Regions from separate parts of the Homo sapiens genome. Here region 1 is linked to region 2. A link is an interaction called in ENCODE POLR2A ChIA-PET data of the cell type or tissue named here. Cell type or tissue: MCF 10A. All regions are shown on one strand. Each heading gives the region's core, and the rest is flanking DNA. Links, peaks and the distances in the headings are about the cores only.

Region 1 (11,506 bases), core at 1,484-9,483, 94 kb after region 2:
TCTGAGGTCTCATCTGAAGGCTTGACTGAAGCTGTAGGATCTGCTGCCAAAGTGGCTTACTCACATGGCCGGCAAGGTGGGGCTGGCAAGAGCTGGTAAGTTCCTTCCTCTCCATGTGGGCCTCTCTCCATGTGGGCTTCCCCACGGGGCTATTGAGTGTCTTCATTACATGACAGTTTTATTGAGGGGTTCAGCCATTATTTCTGTTAGCCTAGATTCCACTTTAGGGTATAACATGATGCAAGTTATAACTTTTCTTCATTTTCTTGTTGAAGATATATAAAGGTCTTGAATTTTTGGTAAAATCTAAACTATTCAGGTGTTGATGAGGGCTCATGTTATGACAGCAGTGGGTAGTTCATGCTTTTTTGCTAATAAGTGGAATGAGGGAGCCAGTTTCTCATGGTTGATGGAGGTTACAGGGAATACTGTGGGCTCACAAATCACTGCTGCTAACCAAGTGACACTGGCCACCAAGTTTGAACTCTGGATGAAATAAACATCAAGACATAGAGTAAGAAAGAATAACCCCCACCCCATGCATTCTATTAAAGAATCCCTTCTTGCACACCAGTTCAGTTGTTTCCATTAAAAAAACCAATATATCAATGAATAAGAATAAGATTATTTTATGTGTTTAACATGCAATGTCTGAAAATCCAGGGAATATTTTGTCTTGGATTTCCAGCTTCATTGTCTAAAAACACATAACATCACTTAGCCATCTGAATTAGGGATCCAGGTGCATTCCAATCCAACAAACAAATTTCCCTAAATTATTTTATAAATGTTTGAAGCCACAAGACCCTATAAATACAGGCAAGTTGATGTTTAAAAGAAATCTGTAGGCCCCAGGAGGGTAGCTACTATGTCTTTCCAGTTCTTTATCATGCTCTCTGGTATTTAGCTTAGTGCCTGGCACATAGTAGATGCACAAAACAATTGGATTACTAAATTATTGAGTACTAAAAGAGTGCCTTGGAGCTTTCTTTCTACTTATAGCTATGTGTATTAAGTGGAGCTATTGGGCTTTATATCTTACTTGTCAATACTACCAATGGTTATTTAACTCTGGGAAATTGTTTAGCATAGCTTGGTCTGTTCCTTGAAAAAAACAAAAATGCAGATTCAACTAGGTAATTTTGGTGGAAATGAGCATCTGGGGAGATGGAATTGGATTCCTAATTGGACACTCTAAGAACATTCATGCTTGAATTCTTCCGGGGTGAGAGAGTATCACCCTCCAGATCTTAAGAGTTCTTAAAAGGGAGGTGTAGTATTTCAGAAACAACCCTTTCAAGCCTTAATGCCTTTCATCAAAGGCTTTTAAAGTACTTTGCCTTTAACACGGCCCATGCCTACCTCCTGCCCAGCTTATACACATGCTTCCCTTTGAGGTCAGTGGAGGCTAATAGTGCTGAGAAAACAAGTGAGTGCATGTAGTGGTAGTAAAGGCTGCAACCTTGTCATATTTCAGTCTTGCATGTGAGTGTGCACCTGAGACTTCAGAGAAGTCAGCGGAGGCCAGAAGGAAATCAAGCATGAGCACCAAAGAAAACCAGCTGCCCAATGAAGGAACCTCAGGTCTAATAATTGGACCCTCTCAAAATGGAACAATTTACCACTGGAGGTAGTGAGGTCCTCATTCTTGGAGAGACTCAAGCTGAGACTGACTCACCACTTGGTGGCAATGCTGCAGTGGTGGGGGCGAGCAGGAACCAAAGGCAAGCTAGGGGAACCAGTTTATGGTCTATGAGAACTCTTACCCCTCCATGTCTGAGTTTATAAAGTCAACTCTGCCTCTCCTTTCTGGAATGGGCCATCAGAAATCTCTGATTTACTTGGACCCTCACCTACTCACATTTCTCCTGATACTCAAGTTTAGTGAGAAAGAGGCAAATGACTCCCATTGCCAAAAGTCTAGCTGGAATCAGATAGGAGTTCAAAAAGGACCTCCCAGAATAGGTTTTGGGACTAGGGCATACTCACCACTGATGTTCTCAGTGAGGACCCTAAGCCCAGAGAAGTCTGAATCACCAGTGACTTGGTTGGTTTCCTACTGTGTGCTTGTCAAGGCAGGACATGGGCCTGGTAGATTTTATCATGGTTAATCAAGTCATTAACTGTCAGTGTTGAGTTTTCTTGGCCATCTGTGTCTGAATGTGTTTGCTTCAGGGGAATAACTGTGATTGCTTAGTCTAGTGAATGGTTCTCAAACTTTTGCAGGCATAAGAATCACCTCGCGGGCTTGTTTCAAGACAGACTGCTGGGCTCCACCCTCAGATTTTCTGATTCAGTGGGTCTGGGGTGCAGCCAGAGAATTTACCTTTTTAGCAGATTTCCAGGTATGTTAGTTTTCAATTACTGCTGAAACAAATTACCACAAACTCTGTGGTTTAAAACAACACAAATTTATTATTTTACAGTTCCAGAGGAGGGCAGAAGTCCAAAATGGGTCTCACTGGGCTAAAATCAAGGTGTTGGCTGAACAGAATTCCTTTCTGGAGGCTCTAGGGGAGAATCCATTTCCTCGCATTTGCTGGCTTCTAGAGGCTGCCTGAATTCCTTGGCTCATGGCTCCTTTTCATCTTCAAAGCCAGCAAAGGCTGACGGAGTCTTTTTCAGATGCCATCTCTCTGGTTCAGATTGTCTGCCTCCCTCTTCCTCATTTAAGAATCCTTGTCTTTACACTGGGCTCACCTGGGTAATACAAAATAATATCTTTATTTTAAAGCAAAATGACTAATAGACTTAATTTCATCTGCAAACTTAATTCTTCCTTGTCATGTAACCATATATTCACAAATTCCAGGGATTAGGATGAGGATGTCTTTTGGCAAGAGTCATTACTGTGCCTGTCACACCAGGTGATACTGATGCTACAGGTCTAGGGACCACATGTTGAGGACCTCTGGCTTAGTGATATGAGGGACCATCTAGAGGGTGCATAGTTATTGGGAGAATTGTTTGTCAATAAAAGTGGGCAAGAATGTGCATGTCTTATGGAAAACTGTTATTTTGTATAGTTTAAGATTTTATCAAACTATTATGGAAAATACTACTTTGTAAAATGTTAATCCCAAGATCCTTGTGGATATCCAAACTGAAGGACCAAAGGCCGATTTCTCACGACTCTAGCATGCTGCCCTTCAGTTTTCCCCCACCAGTCTCATTCACTCCTTGCACCTGATTGGCTTTGCTCTTGTGATGGTCTCTACCTGCCATATTGTTCTCTTGCTCTTTACCTAATGAGACCCTGCCCCTTTGGCCTGAAGCCTCTCCTGGCCATGATGCCTTCTCTGATTGCTCTACTTGAAAATTATCTTATTTGCCAGTTTACTAGGTATTCTCACACATGAAATCATTTGGTTCCCATAACAGTGCCATGAGGTGGGCAGCCTGTCTGTTTCATAGAGAGAACAAGGCCACAGCAAGCTTGAATGAGCTGCTCAGGTTCACCCAGCACTCACAGGTCTGGGGACTCGGCCTGTAGTGCCATGACTCTGAATCCAAGCTTGTCCAGCTTGGATGAAAGGGGCATTTCAGGGGTACTCCCAGCTGGCGAGTTCCTGGTTAAATGACCAAGTTTTGGCCTCAGGTGAGCAGCATATCCTCTGGAGGACCTGACTTTCTCTTTAAGCTCTTTTCTTGTCCGTCTACATCCAAGGGCAATTCTCTCTTGTTATGGTGCTCTTTATTGGGTAGCTTAAAAAAAAAGAAGCCTCTTGTAAATGAAACTAGAGTTCCTTGCTTAGGAATTTAACTTGTCAAATATAAATGCCGTCATTTTAATTATTATGTGCAACTGAGATGAGCTGCTGTCATTCACAGCTTCATTCCTGGAGTTTTAAGGAAACAGACTCTTGGATAATGAGAACCACAGATTTAGGAAGAAGGTTTTTTTTAAAAACAGACACTAATAGCAGTGTGTTTTCTGTAATCTGTAAACCTTGTGTACCATGACACAGGTGGTCACTTCTTTTACTTTGAAGAAAATAATAATCATATGGCTGAATCTGGTCTGGGTAAAAGGTTATATGTTTAGATTAGCTCCATGAGATAGGAGAAGCAAGAGGAGGAGCAGAGACCTATGAAAAATTATAGCCTGAGGGTAGTAATTTTGTAAAACAAATGTATGACTAGATGGTGATTCAGCCCGTATTCTTTTTAAGCAAGTATTCAATTTACTGTTGGGTGAGTGGGAGGGAAAACAGTGAATGAACATGGGATTAAGATATAGACCCTTACACCTTCTAATCTTTCTTATCACTTATCATCCCTGGAAAACTCCCTGAGTTCTCTGCATTCATTTTCTTGAGGCTGTGGATGGATAGGCTGGGATTGATGTTTACCTGCCTGTTTGGAAAGCTTGTTGGGTCAGTTCCCCTGAGTGGTCATGAGACAGTACCCAGCCCAGCAGGTGTGTCCCTAAAGTGCATCTGTCATCAGAAAGGGAATTCCTCCTTGTTGCAAATGAAGTGTGATTGCTCGTCAGGTGAGTGAGCACCGTGGGCCCTGGGTTTCTGCCAAACTTGTGTGGGTTTGGGCTGTTGGAAATATTGCGGGATGTAAGGGAACATTCCACTGTTAACCCAGGGAGTGATAATTCACTATAGTGTGATTAATACAGTGATGAAAGATGCACTTCCTTCACATTCTTAGCTGATGCTTTGAACGTTCAGAAGAAATGTTAAATTCATTGATGAAAATATAAAAATGTAACAGTTCTGAATGTACTCCACCATGTCCTTAAGCACTGTCAGAACACAAAATTAACATGTTAAATCACCTCCTGAGTAACGGCCAACAAACATCCTCAAAATAGTCTTCTTAATATTTCACTGGTTACTAAATCAAGATATTTCTAGAACAAGAGACCCAGTTTAAAGATCAATAGGTGGTAGTAACATTACGAGATGGTGTCCTCACTCTGCCATGATGATATGATGATGATAAAGAAAGTAAAATAATTCACATTTATGGGGTATTATTTACATGTATAACCACATTTAATCCTCATGACAACCCAGTGAGGTAGGTGCTATAATAATCCTCATTATACTAATCAGGAAACTGGGGCTTAGAAAGCTTAACAAACTTGCCCAAGGTGACCCAGCTAGTGAGTTCCAAAATTGAGATTCAAACCACCAATCATTCAAGAAACAGTGCTTTATTTAGTTTTCTTTATTTTATTTTTATTTTATTATTATTTTTTGAGACAGGTTCTGGCTCTGTTGCCCAGGCTGGAGTACAGTGGCACAATCTTGGCTTACTGCAACCTTTGCCTTCCAGGTTCAAGCTATCTTCCCACCTCAGCCTCCTGAGTAGCTGGGACTACGGATGTGTGCCACCACGCCCACCTAATTTTTGTAGAGACAGGGTTTCACCATAATGCCCAGGCTGGTCTTGAACCCCTGGGCTCAAGGGATCCACCCACGTTGGCCTCCCAAAGTGTTGGGATTACAGGCATGAGCCACCATGCTCAGCCTTATTTAGTTTTCTTATACTGCCAGAAATCGTCACCTATTTTCTTCCTTCTTTCCCTCCCTCCCTCCGTCCCTCCCTTCCTCCCTTCCTTCCTTTCCTTTCTTTTCTTTCCCTCTCTGCCTTCCTCCCTACAGACTTTGATCTTTTCCATGTCTGTTCATTCTTTTTTCTATTATTTAATTCTCCAGGCATTGAGTAAGCACTTGCTATGTGCTAGGCACATAGGTGTTAAGAGGTAAGGATTTGAAGATGAGCAAGACTCAGATCCTATCTGCAAGAAATTTGCAAGTATCTTTGCTTCATCTCAACTTTCTCCACCTCTTCGTTCTCTTCCCCCCCTCCCCCTTATTTTCATCATCCTTGGCACACATAGGGGATGACTGGGGGCTACTCTACCAAGACTTCTTAAGAATTTTCCCTTCCAGATATGAACAGACACTTCTCAAAAGAAGACATTTATGCAGCCAAAAGACACGTGAAAAAATGCTCATCATCACTGGCCATCAGAGAAATGCAAATCAAAACCACAATGAGATACCATCTCACACCAGTTAGAATGGCGATCATTAAAAAGTCAGGAAACAACAGGTGCTGGAGAGGATGTGGAGAAATAGGAACACTTTTACACTGTTGGTGGGACTGTAAACTAGTTCAACCATTGTGGAAGTCAGTGTGGCAATTCCTCAAGGATCTAGAACTACCATTTGACCCAGCCATCCCATTACTGGGTATATACCCAAAAGATTATAAATCATGCTGCTATAAAGACACATGCACATGTATGTTTATTGCGGCACTATTCACAATAGCAAAGACTTGGAACCAAGCCAAATGTCCAACAATGATAGACTGGATTAAGAAAAGGTAGCACATATACACCATGGAATACTATGCAGTCATAAAAAATGATGAGTTCATGTCCTTTGTAGCGACATGGATGAAGCTGGAAACCATCATTCTCAGCAAACTATAGCAAGGACAAAAAACCAAACACCACATGTTCTCACTCATAGGTGGGAATTGAACAATGAGAACACATGGACACAGGAAGGGGAACATCACACACTGGGGCCTGTTGTGGTGTGGGGGGAAGGGGGAGGGATAGCATTAGAAGATATACCTAATGTTAAATGACGAGTTACTGGGTGCAGCACACCAACATGGCACATGTATACATATGTAACTAACCTGCACATTGTGCACATGTACCCTAAAACTTAAAGTATAATAAAGAAAAAAAGAATTTTCCCTTCCAGTGAACACTACCTGCTGAAGGTGGAAAAAGCTAGAAGGTAACTATGTCCTTGTCAGAGGAATTCTGATAGAAGAAAGGTAGACCTGAAAGGAAATAGTGCCAAAAAACAAAACAAACAAACAAAAAAAACACAAGCAAGATGTAGACAGACTGACAGCCAGAGGCTTCCAAATGAGAAAGTGCAAAGCTGGTGAAGGGGAAAATGGCATTCAGTCCTTGATCATTCCCAGGGTGATAGTGATCTGCTTGTAGGTGTCTAAAGGGTGTGTGCACACAGGAAAAGAGGCGATTGGGCCAAGTTCTTCAGATTAATCTACAAGAGAGATAAAGGAAAATAGGGAGGGGAGGAAAGAAAATGATTGATTGCAATTTCTAAGTAGATTTGTTTTTTTTTTTTTAGTAGACATTATATGCCATTTCAGACTTGGGGCCTGCTCATGAAAATCCAGGGGAGATGTCCTTGTTTGAACTACTTTTAGACATTCACTTTGCTTTTAATATCAGCTGAATAACATAGTTTATTTAAAAAGCACAATGCCCAAGGGACCTAGAGAAACTCCTCTGCAGTCATGTGGGCTTCAGTGGCAGAACACAACATGCTTCTCCCCATGTTTTATTCCATTTATTTCACGTGTCCAGAATTTAATGAGAATTGGATTCCATGAGAGATACTGCCAGATCAAGTGAAATCATGCATGGAAAAGCCCATCCTAAATGATGAAAACTTGTCTTGAAGTCACTTTCAGATCCTGATACCTGAAATCTTATCCTGTTTAGTTATTTTCTTAAAATTGTCTGCTATGAGCATGTATTTGTAAGTAGAAGCTTTACAAAGACTTCTAAAATGAGGGCTAAATGGGATTTCTGCATTTGTAGGTTTCTGCTCTTTGGGATTGGCTTGAACCACTGTGTTCCTGGAAGCTTCTTCCAGTGCAAGGCCTCATGAGAATCAAGAAGCTTCTCATCAGGTTCTGTTCTACTGTAGGGGCTGCAGTTCTCAGATGCTGCATTTGTCAGAGTTCTCCAGAGAATAGAATCCAGAAGACATCTATGTATATATACATCTATGGGGTATAATATTTATACATAATGGGATATGTATGTATCTCTCCATGTACACCTACACACACACAGAGAGAGAGACAGGAGAGAGGCTGGACACGGTGGCTTACGCCTATAATCCCATCACTTCGGGAGGCTGAGGCAGGCAGATCACCTGAGGTCAAGAGTTTGAGACCAGGCTGGCCAACATGGCAAAAACCTGCCTCTACTAAAAGTACAAAAATTAGCTGGGCATGGTGGCGGGTGCCTGTAATCCAAGCTACTCAGGAGGCTGAGGCAGGAGAATCACTTGAACCTGGGAGGTAGAGGTTGCAGTGAACCGAGATCATGCCACTGCACTCCAGCCTGGGCGACAAGAACGAGACTCCTCTGTCTCAAAAAAAAAAAAAAAAAAAAGAGAGAGAGAGAGAGAGAGACAGAAGAGATTTATTAAGGAATTGGCTCATGATATCGTGGTGGCTGGCAAGTTTGAAACCTGTAGGGCAGGCCAGCAGGCTGGAATCTCAGGCAGGGTTTCCATGTTGCAGTTTTGAGTCAGAATTTCTTCTTTGAGAAACTTGAGTCTTTGCTCTTAAGTCCTTCAACTTATTAGATGAGGTCCAATCATAATGGAGGGTAATCTATTTTACTTAAAGTCTATTGATTGTAAATGTTAGTTATGTCCACCAAATATCTTCACAGCAACATTTAGATTAGTGGTTGACCAAATAATTGGGCACCATAGCTCAGCCAAGTTAACACATGAATGAGCCATCACAGGTGTCAGGAGCCCAGGAGTTTCTGGGGATTTCATCCAGAGCACAGGGCTGACAGGGCCTGTTTTAGAACTAAAGTCAAACCCATGTTGTGCAGCTGTGGGAGCATACCCTGCCTGATGATGACTTCTTGCCTGAATAATTGCCCACTGTCATGGTGGATCAGCCTAGTTAATCCACGGGGCTTGGCCTAAAAGTGGGAGAGATGGAGCATGGGAGCTCATTTGGCATCTTTGTCTATATTTTTAAGAGGCCCCCCTTCTTCTGAGTGGATTAATCCCCAGCCAGGATGTATGACTTGGTGAGCCCTGGACATCATCCCCCTAAGATATCTTAGCCAGGTGTCCTTGTGCAGCGAACAGCCCTCCCAGCTGTATGTGTTGGCCTTGCCCAGAGAGAACCAAGCAACATTTCTTAGATGAGAAACTGAGCCTGGATATTGATGAACTTGCTGAACTGTGTGTCCTGGGTAATCTGTAATTGGGAATTCTAGATTCTAAAACTAGAGTCTGAGTGGCCTGACTACCCATGCTACATGTACCTTACTCCCTAGGTGAGGGAATCAGAGGGAGTATGCATGGGAAAAAACTGCCTATCCAAAGACTCCCTCTCCACACCTGTCAACTCACCAATTTCAGAATTAATTGCATTGTAAAATAAAAATGCCTTCTGAGAGTGTTACCTTATTCATATGTTTAGCAAGAATGACTTCATTCAGGTGATGATGATAATAATTATTTGTATCTAAAAAACATCGAGTGGTTTCAAATACTCATATTATTTGATCTCCAAGACCACAAGGATTTCATGGCTGTTTAGGGCTCACTTGAGGAAATTAACATTTCATGATTTAACGAAGCACTATTTTTGTAAGCATAATTTTTATTAAGTGAAACAAACATACAGAAAAGTGCATAAATCATAAATGTACAGTCCCATGAATCTTCACAAACTGAATATATCTATGTAACCGCCATCCAGATAAAGAAGTAGAATATTTCCAGTACCCCAGAAAACATCCTTCTCTAAAAATTTTGATGCTAGACTCCGCCCAAAGAGCCAGGGTCCAAAGAGATAACAATTCCAAAATAAAATCTCAAGGTGAAAATGAAAAATTATAGTCAAATCTGTGGATAAGGCCGGGGTCATTAACCTTTGTTAGGCAAGTTAGGAATAAATGAAAAAAGTACTAAATATTTCCTTGCCTTTATTGCTTTAAAACCTTCTCTAAACCTTAAATAATGTTTATATCCTTCGACCCAGTGATTTTGTTTCTTGAAGTCTGGTGGAGATTCAGAGATTTCTGTGGGAGATAGAAATTGGATTCAACCTAAGTACCCAGCAATGAGGGCTTGGTTAAATCTGTTTTTCATTGACTGATAGATAAATGGAATATTATACAATTGTTAAAAAATCAGAACCCATGCTTAAATGTTCATGACACAGTGAAAAGTGAAATGGAAAGATATAAGAATTGTACGCATATTAGACAATATGAATTTTATTTTTGTTAAAAATGTCTGGGCTGGGCATGGTGGCTCATGCTTGTAATCCCAGCACTTTGGGAGGCCGAGATGGGCAGATCACAATGTCAAGAGATGGAGACCATCATGGCCAACATGGTGAAACCCCATCTCTACTGAGAATACAGAAATTAGCTGGGAGTGATGGTGTGTGCCTATAGTCCCAACTGCTTAGGAGGCTGAGGCAGGAGAATTGCTTGAACCTGGGAGGTGGAGGTTGCAGTGAGACGAGATCATGCCACTAAACTCCAGCCTGGCGACAGAGCCAGACTCTGTCTCAAAAAAAAAAAAAGTCTGAAAATATTAGAAATACATGAAACAAATAATGGTGGTCTCTAAGTGTGAAATTAAAGGCAATTATAATTTTATTTTCATGCTATTTGTTTTACTTACTGTTTAATTTCTAAATGAGTTTATGTTACTTTAATAATAAAATATTCAGAACTTCTTTATAAAACTATTTTTACCTTTGATATATTTTCACTTATTAAATAACTCTGTTTTGTCAAAAATAAATAAAAGGCAAACAATCATCCTTATTTTCTTATCAGGAAGAGGCACAGCAGTAATTTATTTTCCCAAATTCCACGCCCTTGACTGATGTTTCAGTCTCACTTAAATTATTGCCTAGTTCTTTTGATTGCTACAGAAACCTTTGGAAATAAACCGAAACTGCAAATGACATGGAGATAAAGCAATGCCAGGCATTACTGTTATCTTTGCCATTCCAAAATGTCTTAGGCACCATGAAGAAAGCATTCACCTACCTGCACTATGGGTTTCAAAGGATGTGGGCTTCTGTTTTCTAATTTCTAATTGTTTCAAATTCTTCAAAAGTTGATCATCCATACATCATATGCTTGGTAATTTTCAATCAGAACATTCCATTTCTTAATTATTTTTGTTAAATAGGATAAAGAGTTAAATTTTTTCTTTTTCCTTTGCACTTGAAATCCATACCCAGTATATAGCCAGTGCCTGCTGAGGTTTATTTGTCCACTTGTTCAAGTGTGGGGTTTGGTGGTGGGAAGGTCATGGACTTGGAGCTGGGTTTTGCAACTTTGCAATCTTGAGAAAGACAGCCAACTTCTTCGTGCCTTTGTCTCTAGGAAATGAAAGCCCAGAGATGTGATGATTTTTAAGAGTTGAACTGAGCTGCAAGCTTGTGGATCATGTAAGTGCTAACAGAGGCAGACGGAGAAGGAAGATCTGTCATGAAGTGCTACGGTGGGAGGTGCGTCAGCTTGGGGTGGAGGGGTCCCAGGTGGCCCCAGGAGAAGAGGCCTCTGAACAAAGAAGACAATGCTTGGGTTACGGTGGAAGGGACACGGAAGGTGAGTGTTTTCTTCTTATAATTCTAGAATGATAGGGCTCCAAGAGTCCTCAGCGATCTTCTAACTGAACAAACTCATTTGAAATATGGG
Region 2 (11,506 bases), core at 2,158-10,157:
CTGAGGTTTACCCTCAGTAATGGGAATTTACTGTGGAAGGAAGGCTGACCGGAATCTCCACCATTCCGCCACGTGTCTCCGAAAAGCCTTCCGGAAAGGCCACCCAGCCAGGCCTCATGAAAACTGGATTGAAGTTCAGGAACTGGAAGGTCATTCAGGATACAGCTCTGTGACTGGGTTATCTCGCTGCCCCCTCAGCAGCAGGCATCTGCCGATCCCCACTAACGGCTTAGCCGCCAAGGTGATTCAGCTCCTCTCTCGCTGTTTTCCCCTGGGTGTCCTTTGGCTTCTGCTCCTGCTACCAACTGCTCAGCTCTCAGTTGATCTCACATTTAAACTCCTTTAGTGAAAGGATCTAGTTTGTCCTGCTAGGGATTCACCAGGGGTGAGAGTTGGACTGAGCCTTTGTATCAGTCTCCTTACAGGTTGCAAAACACCCTGTATATCCGCAGACCTGGGGGCAGGTGCCTATCCTGGGCCAATCATTCATGTCCAGGTTGTTGGCATCACAGAGTACACAGCCTGGCCACCTTTGCTTGAGATACTTCCTAGAGTTCCTCCCCACATTCCCTCCACAGAGGATGGTCCCTCAGAAGGAGGTGGGTTAATGGTAGGCACTTTGGGTTTTGACAGTCCTCTCCCAGCCCTTCAGAAACTACCACTACAGAGAGGGAGATATGCTCATGAGTATTGATGGTATAAAGTGATAAATACTCCAACAGAAGTATATATGAGACTCATGTCCTGGAGTCTGATTTTCACATGGCCAGTGAAACACTGGGGAGATTTCAAAAAATACCCAGACCTGTAGGCTGGAAGTGGTGGTGGCTCACACCCGTAATCCCAGCACTTTGGGAGGCTGAGGTGGGTGGATCACTTGGGGTCAGGAGTTTGAGATCAGCCTGGCCAACATGGCGAAACCCAGTCTCTACTAAAAATAGAAAAATTAGCTGGTTGTGGTGGTGGGCACCTGTAATCCCAGCTACTTGGGAGGTTGAGGCATGAGAATTGCTTGAACTTGAGAGGTGGAGATTACAGTGAGTAGTGATTGCACCACTGTACTCCAGCCTGGGTGACACAGTGGGACTCTGTCTCAAAAAAAAAAAAAAAAAAAAGTCCCAGACCTAGGCCTTGTTCAGGGCAATTAAATCAGAATCTCTTGAAGGGTGGAGCTCAGGAGTTGATTTTTCAGATGCTCCCAGGTTAGTGAATTGGCTTTATCTTTTCCCAGTGGTTGCAATCATCTTATGATTCTTTTTGAAAGCAAAATGAAGAAGCCCTATTTTGATAGGTTCTAAGACTAAGACTCTTCCAAAACATTAAATTCCTTTCAAAATACAAAGTATCTTAAAACAGTAATATAAAGGAAAATGTTAAATTTAATTTAGAATTAAAGCAAATATTTCTAATTTTGAAAGAACATTTATTTACATGGCTACAGCATACAGATGAATTCAGCAAAAGTTCCTTCTGAAGTGACTGCCTTGAATAGAGTTAAGATGGGAAGCAAACATTTGGTGTCTTGGGAACAAGGGGATGGCCTGATGTCACAGTCTCACGCCCCCATAAGCTGAAAGTAGGGAGCCCCACAGCTCCGAGGCTCCAGCTTCTCTGTTCTCAAGGAAACGGAATAGTTTGATTTGAAGCTGTTCCTCAGCGAAGTCCAGAAGGGAAGAATTTGCAGCACCGACTCTGCTCTCAATAGGCAGAACATCCTCTGATAAAGCAACAACAGCAACATACTGCTAAGGATTCTCACATTGTCCCCAGATCTCAGCTTTTTATCTAGGAAGCCCTGCCTGAGAATCAGAGAGAACAAACATTGTTCAAGCCTCCCATCTCCTCTTTGAGAAAAAAGGTTCGAAGCCCTGCTAATTTCCTATTTCATCGCTATCGTCCTCTTCACTGGGATTTCTTGTGAGTCTCTAACTGAAAGTTGTCTAAATGATCGGTGCAATTTGTGCCCAAGGATCTTACAGTCCTTGGGAAGAGAAAACACAACCATAAAATGATGAAAAATAATACAGGGTATTATAAGGTTATGGAACTCAAACTAGCCCTTGATTGGAGTAAGTAAGCAGAGAGGAGGTGGGGGTGAGGGGACATTCCAGGCTGGCTGAAAGGGTCGCTGGAGGAGACTGGATGCTAGGTACTGCCACATTCTTGCTCAGCCTCTGTGGCCCTGTAGGGCTGCAGCCTGTAGACGTGATGGGGTGGGTGGGTCAGCTTTTGGCCATTCACAGAGTCCTTGGCGAGCTCCCAGTGGGGCTTTGCAGCTGCTTTGACTATGAGGGCCAGGACCCCGGTCCCTGGACTGCCTCATAACTTGGGTCGTGAGGACTGAAACAGAATCCATCACTTAAGCAGAGCAATTTCCTTTTCAAAGTCACAGCTTTATTGGACTGCGATTTGTTCCATGCTTGCTTGCTTTTTAACAGCCATTTTCACGAATGATCCTATTACTCATGAAGGAAAGATAGATTTGCCTTCAGACCACTTAAAAAAAAGTGAAAAGAAAAAAAGAAAGGGGAAAAATTCACTGTAATGGCCTTTTTGCAAGTAGTGGGAAGTGACAAATTCTTTGGAGTAAATCGTTTCTCATAAGAAATCAATCCTGACATTGGCAAGGGAGATTTATCAGTGATTTCCAGCAGTTTCTTTCATTAGGATCAAATTGTCTCATTGTCCACTAATTTTGTTTTTGGCTCTTGAAATTACTTTGTGAAATTTCTCTTTTCCAGAGATAAAACTTCAATCAGGTGAGAGTGTTGCGGCAGACTTTCTTACTATGCAAATGGTCTGATGGCTTAGGTCTGGGGTTAGCAAACATTTTCTGTAAAGATAGTAAATATTTTAGGCTTTGCAGGCATACTGTCTCTGTTGCAACTTCTCAACTCTAGCCTTGTGTTGCAAGAGCACCCATAGATGATATGTAAATGATAATATAATTTTTTCCATGTTATGAAATACTTTTTTGATTTTTAAATGTAAAAACCATTCTTAGCTCATGGACCATACAAAAGCAGGCAGTGGACAAGATTTGACGCAAGGGCTATGATTTGCCGACTCCAGTATAGGTTAAAGTTATCACTTTGATGAGACTTATCAGTTCCAGAATTGGAAGGGACCTGAGACTTCTAGTCCAAGCTCCTCATCTTACAAGGGGAGAAAATGGAGGCAGAGAGTGGTTAAGTGACTTACCCAAGGCCACTCTGACAGTCTTACCATCCAAGTAAGTGTGCTATACAATTATTTCACTGGTTTTATATGTGTGTGTGTGTGTGTGTATGGAAGGGGGCACACGGGGAGTGTTCTGTCACCTTTCAAATTGTGATTTAGTATATTTTATTGAGGCAAGAAATGAGTCAAAATTCAGATAAATCAACTGGGATCTCTATTGGGGGCAGAGGTTAATGTCAGGCTGAATGGGGAGCAGAAATTTGAACAGAAGTTGATTGCTGCCTTTTGGAACAGCAAAACTCCCAGGCAGAGAGCAGAGCACTAAATACATTTTTTCCCCTTAAAAGGCCATGATGCTTCTGTAATTGGCTTTTAGACAGCCATCACAAAGGCACAGAGATAGATGGGGGTTGGGGGGAAGAGAGAGATTTGAGTGGGGAGTCAAGATACCAGTATCCTAATTCTTTTGTGGACCACCTAGTTCCTGTTGCACACTTTTGGAACCTTCCTAAAGAATGGGAATTCACAGTGGTCAGTTGACTCTGACAAGGATTCAGTATTTGGACCTTTATTTATTTATTTATTTATTTATTTATTTACTTATTTTTATAAAGAAAATAGGCTGGGCGTGGTGGCTCATGCCTGTAATCCCAGCACCTTGGGAGGCTGAGGCAGGCAGATTGCCTGAGGTCAAGAGTTTGAGACCAGCCTGGCCAACATGGTGAAACCCCATCTCTACTAAAAATACAAAAAAATTAGCTGCATGTGATGGCGTGCGGCTGTAATCCCAGCTATTCAGGAGGCTGAGGCAGGGGAATCGCTTGAATCAGGAAGGTGGAGGTTGCAGTGAGCTGAGATCATGCCACTGCACTCCAGCCTGGGCAACAGAGTGAGACTACGTCTCAAAAAAAAAAAAAAAAAGCAAAAAGAAAATAGAGATGGAATCTCCCTATATTGCCTAGGCTGGTCTGGAACTCCTGGGCTCAAGCTATCTTTCCACCTCACCTCCCAAAGTGCTGGGATAACAGATGTGAGCCACCGCCTCTGGCCAGTATTTGGATCTTTAAGCCAAAATATTCCAAGAGACCTCTATGCCATATATTAATTACGTAATAAACAGACTTCAATCTAGTCTCTTCTGCTCTTACCTAAAATACATGAATTGTTTGACTGTTTCCAAGAATGGCAACAGAGCAACATGACATCCACTCCTCTTTACTGTTACACTACCTCCTCCATTGCCTTCTCCATTTTTCCTCCATATGGGAACGCTAATTGATCAATTCATGAATCCTCAACAATTATTTATGGGTTTAATAGAAGCAAGCGGTGAATGCGAGTGTGGATTTTATGGTCCCTTGAGTGTTTCAAGCTAATACATATCTCACTGATGTAGCAGCAGGGCCAGGACTCAGGTGAAGACACTGAGTCACCTCTCTCACCTCATCCTAGTCCTGGCCCTGATTAGCAGAAACTTCAGGTTGACAGCCCCAAGTCCCACAGCCTCAAGTTGAGAGGAAGGCATGCCAGTGATCAGACAACTCAAGTTGGAGCTCTGCCCCTGAGAAGCTGTGGGAGCTTGGGAAACTTGTAGCCTCACCTATTTTTCTACCTATTTTTCTCTTCTTGCTCCTTCTCTCCCTCCCTGGGAATCTGTGTGAATAGATGAGATAATAAACCAGATTTTCTGAGTTCATAAGTTACTCCCTGGGAATAATTTATATTGCACAAATACTTTCCGGTCACTGGTGTATTATTTGGTAAATTACTGCCCTCCTGCAATGCTGTAAGTGGAACCCTAGTGACCTGAAAGAGTTAATGCCTCCCTGCAAGCAATTAACTTACTCCTGGGGCATAATTTACACTCTAAGAGGATCTGGCGGACCATATGTGAAGCGCTTGGAATTCTTTGAGAGAAAGGCAGCTCTAGAAATGTAAAGAATTAATATTACACCAGGTGAATTTGCAGACCTTTCTTCGAGCAGTCTATCATGTAACTTCCCAGAAAAGTCCTGTAAGGTAGGTCATTGTTATCCTTTCCAGAGGCATTCTCTAGCCAATGGTAAGTCAGCAGATAATATACCCAGCATGAGGTTAGGCAATACCTATTTGTAGAATGACTTCACTATTTGAAAAATAATGGGTGAAAGATTGGGAGGTACATTTTAGAAATCTGAGTAAAAAACAAAAGCTAAAGTTAAGATAATTGTAATAAGTATCTACTTTACAATCTTGAATAGTAGGAATGTGACCTAAATATAATGGGTCAATTTTCTATACTAACTCAGGGACACCAACATATTAGAATGTGGCATCTGTTTCAAAGTGGTCATCTGAGAAGACTATCTATATATCCTAATATGCACCTGTCACTTGAAACACTTTTATAACCTGCAAACACAATTGTCATCCATCCAACAAATATCATTTAGCCATCTCCCTTCATAAGGCCCTGTGTTGGCAGTTGCTGAGGGACAAAGAAAAAGTCATGAGACAGCATCTCTGTATTCAGGGATGGCAGTTCTCTGGGTTTTGAGGGTGGGGTGAATTTTGAGCAAAGATCAAACCGTCTGAAATCAATCCTAGTGAAAGAGGAGGGTTAAAACCAAGAGAAGATAATTTAGAGACTGCTCATGGCTCAGTGGTAAATTGCAACGATGGCCTCAGTTCTTCACTCTTCTCTGTATCTATGCTCTTTGCTATGTGATTCTGCAGTTCCTCTTGCTAAAGTGATGGTGTCTGTTTCCCCATCCTCTGAATCTGAAGGGGCATTGTGACTTGTCTTGGGCAGTAGAATGCAATGGTAGTGAGAGAGTGCCAGTTTTGAGCCAAGACTCACAAGGTAAACATGTGTCTGCTTCCTCTTTCAAAGCTATGCCATTGCCAGGAGAACATGCCTGGGCTAGCCTGCTGGAGGATGAGAGGCGTGTGGAACAGAGCAGTATTGCTCCATTTGTCACAGGCAAGGTCAGTTTAGATGAGCTGAGAGCCAACTGATTTCCCCTCCACTCTTCATCCCCAGACATGTAAATGAGCCTGTAAAGATCAACAGCGCTGCCTCTTCAACCAGTCTGGAATAAGCAAGGAAGGCTTATTGTATACCCGTGGGATTTTGTGGTTGTTATGCAGCAACATTATGGCAGTAGATCACTCACACAGCTTGTAAACTGATTCCAAAAGAGGAACTCTCAATGCTAAACAATCACAACATTTCTGGACTAAGTGACTGGTGTCTCCAGGTGACTACCAGGAGGCTGTAACATATGTTTGGAGAATAAATGTCCCAATGTTTATTGGGCATCCTTTCTCTGTTCTACTGCACTTCATACTTATTGTATGAAATTGCTTGTATGCATAGCCATGGCTACATTAGACCAAATGTTCTGTAAGGGAAGGAACAACATTTTAAATGTTCACCTCCTTAGTATCTGGCATATAACTACTTGTTAAATGAATGAAAAAATGAAGACTCTTATTAGAAGTCACACCTTGCATTGTGTGCTTTTAGTAACTTTGGTCTACTCATGATATGCGTTGGGTGTGTAATATGTAATCTTAAAAACTTAATTAATGCAATTACTTGACAAGATTATATATGCACATTACACCTTTCAAAAGGTGCAAAGGTATTTTCAGTGATAAGTGATTGTTTCTCTCATGCCATCTTCAAGCCATCCACTTCTCTGGTAACACAATTACCAGTTTCTTATCAATTCTCCCAGAGAATGTGTAATCATTAAAATGAAGCTATTGTCTAGGAAAGAAATAACATTTTCAGCCATTACTTTTTTATAAGTTGGCACATTTTACTATTCGTTTTCTTTTGGAGGCTGGACCAATTGGATGTAGCCCTTATGTTCTTTGCTAAAATGTTTTGAAAGCTGTTTCCCCAAGTTTGTTCCTTTAACATTTTTTTTAACTTTTAATTGACAAATGATAATTGTATGTATCTGTGGGGTATAACATGATGTTTTGATACATGTATACATTGTAGAATGATCAAATTAGGCTAAATAACATGCCCATCACCTCAGATACTTAACATTTCTTTGTGATGACAGCATTTAAAATAGTTCTTTTAGCTATTTTGAAATCTACAATACATCATTATTATTAATGGTAGTCACCATGCTGTGTAATAGATCACCAACTCCTTAGCTCCAGCCAAAACTTTGAATGCTTTGACCAACGTCTCCCCTTTCCCTCCTTTTTCCTCCCTCCCGCCGCCACTCCTCCTCCCCTGGCCTCTGGTAACCACCATTCTAGAAATTCAACTTCTATGAGTTTGACTTTTTTAGATTCCATTTTTGATTCAGCAACTTTCCTCAGGTTGTTTAAGGTTTAAATGCCGCTGGAATTCATGCAGCTGTTTGTTTCTTTGCCTGTGTACTTCTATCACATGAGCTGTTAGGCCAGCCCTGGGAGCCTGGTAATTACCACAGAGCGAGGCGGCAGAGGGAGCAGATAAACTTGAAACATTGGGCTCTCCAGGTGACAAGGATCAGGAGTTCTGAACCCCTAGAAAGAACCTCTATCATGGAGAACCCAGGCTCTCTATTCGATGACTATAGTGGGGTGAGTATAACTTGAATTTAAGACTCGTGAAAGAATCTTTGCAGACTGGCATGTTGTTTCTGTTTTACAACAATGCAAAGATTTATAAACTGGTGAAACCATGTTGGCCTGCTCTGGAATAAAGCTGGCATTGTATCTTTTAAGGCATGTTTTGGGGGTTCTATGAAGTGGCTTAAACCAAAGCCACAAGAACAAGAAAAAATTTATTTTGAGATAAATCTTCGTAGACTGCCGACTCCTAGAATTTATGTGCTAAAGATGCATACTTTATTCTTTTCTACAATTAAGTGGTTTAAAAATATTCTTCCTCATGGTTCACTGAATTTCAGGTTCAACTAATTTTTAACAAGCACAAAATATGTACTAGGTACTCTATTAAATATTCACATATATATTTTCTTATCTAGTGAAATGTAGTGTTCATTCAATATTATGTTAACAAAGATCAAAGCAAGAAAATGATTAAGAAATAAAATGACTTGTTTTATATCTGCTACATGGTTTGCATAATCTTAGTTTGTGTAACATGGTTGCTCATAATCTCCCTAGAGTGTCTTTTGTGGGTTTGATACCAGATTTAGCATGATTCATTTACATTCAGATGATGGCAAATCTCAGAGAAGAAAAACTGCAGCAGAGCATACATGGGATGTGAGTTTTTTTCTTTTTGATTGAGGGACTGTTTCATCAAAACATTGTTTCAAACAGATGTGTTCTAGTGTTTACTGAAAGGAGAATTCAAGCCAGACTGATTAATTAGCAGTTAGTCAAGCCATTTCCCTGCTCCTATCTGGGTAGTCTAGGGATTATGAAGCTGTCAGTAGGTTATAGTCAGACAATGGAAAAAAATGACAAACAGCAACTAAACCTCAGATCACCATGCTAGGGTGTAAAATACGGTGTTCTAACCACTCTGCATTGTTTTTTATTGGAGCATAAGTTTTTACGAGTGGGTGTAATAGGACTAAGGCAGAGGTTGGCAAACTTTTTCTGCAAAGGGCCTAATAGTAGATATTTTAGGCTTTGTGGGCCATACAGTAGTTTACAACTACTGACTGCTTTAATGCTGTAATTGCAGCACCTATGTAGGTGGGTCTCATTTTCAGAAAGGTCGGATTAAAAATCTAGACTTGCAAAACACAGATTAGAGGTCAAATAGTGCTGTAATTGCAGCACTAAAGCAGTCATAGACAATATGTTAACAAATGAGCATAGCTGTATTCCAATGTATCTTTACTTATGGACACTAAAATTTGAATTTCACATTTTTATGTGTCATGAAATAGTGCTCTTTTAATTTTTTTAGCTATTTAAAAAATGCAAAAAATGTTCTTAGTTCGCCAGTTGCACATTTGGACCATAGTTTGCCAACTCCTGGACTAAAGCAAAGAGTCTTGAATCAGTGTTAGGTCTGGTTCTTTTGATTTTTTTTTACATGAGATTCATTCTTTCTAAATCTGTTTCTGTATTTGTAAAAATGATGGATAATAATAGTTGCACTTATCTCTTCCCAGGATTGTTGGCAGGATTAAATAAAATAATGGCTTTAAAAGTATTTTGAAGAATGTGAAGTGCCATGCTGACATAAGATATTGATTATATTATTATTTGTGTCAGGAATGTGTTTGGTATAAGTAGCCCAGAGCTCGATTAACAACTGCTTAAGCTATAAAGACATTTGTAGTTCACTTACCTGGATGTACCAGTTCCCAGGGTTGGTGTAGTGGCTTGATGATGTCATTAAAGACCTGATGCTGCTGATGTCCCTGTGTTGGTGATGCCTCTTTTCATGGTGCAAGATGGATGTCATAACTCTCAAGAGTCATGTGCTTACAGGACAATGTCCCAAACAAGAAGGAAGCGGGGAATGGAGTGAAAAGAAATCTCCTTCTAGGCTTCTCTTTTTTTTTTTTTTTTTGAGACGGTGTCTTGCTCTGTCGCCCAGGCTGGAGTGCGGTGGTGCGATCTCGGCTCACTGCAAGCTCCGCCTCTCGGGTTTACCCCATTCTCCTGCCTCAGCCTCCCGAGTAACTGGGACTATAGGCACCGGCCGCCACGCCCGGCTAATTTTTTTTGTATTTTTAGTAGAGACAGGGTTTCACCGTGTTAGCCAGGATGGTCTCGGTCTCCTGACCTCGTGATCCGCCCGCCTCGGCCTCTCAAAGTGCTGGGATTACAGGCGTGAGCCACCGCGCCCAGCCTAGTCCTCTCCGATTAAGAGAGGAAAATCCTTCCTAGCATCCCCCTAGTAGGCTTCCCTTCACATACCATTGGTCAAAACTGGTTCACGTGCCTGTCCTAGACCAATCACTGGTGAAAGGAAGGAGGATTGATGTGCCTGGCTTGTAGACTAACCATGAATCAGCTTCTGGGACTGGGCACAATGCTGCCTGGACAGTTGGGGTTCTGCTAGCGAGGAAGAGGGAGGAGAAACTAATGATGTCATCACATTATTATTTTTTCCACCTATTACAAGTTGTGTGTCTGGCATCAGGTTGGGTGAAGAGTTGATGAGCTAATTTCCTGTGAATACTCTAGGTGCCATACAAGCTGTCCACATGGGCACATAACAGGCAAAGACCATGGTAGTCGGCTGGCAGGGTCAGGCTGCGAGTTGAGGCTGCATCAGGATGGAATCGACAATCAACCAGTACCCATCTCAGAAGGAAGCAGAAGAAGGGAGGAATCTGAAGGTCATCTGCATGTGGCTTCTGGAACATACTAGAGAGAACCAGTTTAATCCTCAAATATTCCACATGATAATAACATGCTCCACAGTCATTTTTCTGGGGAATCTCGTCATTGTAAAATCCAGAACTGTAGGTGCCTATATAGGTGGGTCTCATTTTCAGAAAGGTCGGATTAAAAATCTAGACCTGCAAAACACAGATTAGAGGTCAAATAGTCTGAAGTTTAAACTATTCTTCATTTTATGGAATAATTTATCTTAACATTTGTTTAGTGACATGATTGGTGCACTTTAAATGATTTTGTTGATGAATATATGATTTCCACATAGTTTATATAGTGTGTGTATACACACACATGCACACACCTATTGCATTGTATTGAGTTAGGTAGACCTATAAATTGATTAATTGAAAAATCATGAATAAAATCATCCTTTAGAATAAAATGTGCACTAATATGAACTTAATTAAACATCTCAGAGTTTTAGGGTACCATAGCAAATGACATTTCCCAAATAATTAAATACCTATTCCAAAAATGAAGTTATACACAAATTATACACTCTGTTCATACAGGTCAAATATTCAATGCATATATTCCCACATTGTGTAGGATATTGAACCAAAGGTCCCTCAAAACTCTAAGATTCTTTTATTATATAAGTGCCATTTGACCTTGAAGTTTTCTGTTTTCCTTAAATACTGCAACTTTATGATTACGGTAGAATTATCTTTATATCCAAGTTCCAAGCTCATAGCTCACAGTTCATTCATTCACCTATTCATTTATTTGTTCATTCATTTTTTAAGCTCGTATGTGGTCCCACTCTCATGGAATTTATGGCCTAGAAGAGATGAACGTTAAACATGTGTGTAATCATACTGATGAATACATAACCCCATGTAGCTTAGTGATCTGAAGAAAGGAACACTACACTATGTAAGGACATAATGAAGGAACCTGATCTTGACTGGCGATCAGAGAAAGCTTCTCTGAGGAAGCAATGCTTGAGCCGAGAACCAACATGTGAATAGGAGTTAATTAGATGAAAGACTATAAG

Evidence for each region. ChIA-PET counts read pairs that join two places held together with the same protein. Peaks named below come from ENCODE experiments on the same cell type or tissue, not always from the same donor. Only the 100,000 strongest peaks of a DNase experiment are listed, where the experiment ranks them.
Region 1: POLR2A ChIA-PET joins it to region 2 with 10 read pairs; 2 of 35 experiments call an interaction of 5 or more read pairs at or near these places.

The regions. Positions count from the first base shown.
Region 1 is chr5:37,936,970-37,948,475 of GRCh38, forward strand. No RefSeq gene overlaps it. Among named protein-coding and RNA genes, the nearest start is that of LINC02110, 5.8 kb to the right of the region's middle. RefSeq lists an enhancer at 954-1,533. In MCF 10A, for the core only: no CTCF peak of the experiment used is centred there; a DNase peak (open chromatin) is centred at 4,512.
Region 2 is chr5:37,841,996-37,853,501 of GRCh38, forward strand. All of the region lies in intron 1 of GDNF-AS1 (GDNF antisense RNA 1), which reads left to right. Among named protein-coding and RNA genes, the nearest start is that of GDNF, 7.7 kb to the left of the region's middle. RefSeq lists enhancers at 5,493-6,692, 5,709-6,209, 6,017-6,146, 6,210-6,710. In MCF 10A, for the core only: no CTCF peak of the experiment used is centred there; a DNase peak (open chromatin) is centred at 6,066.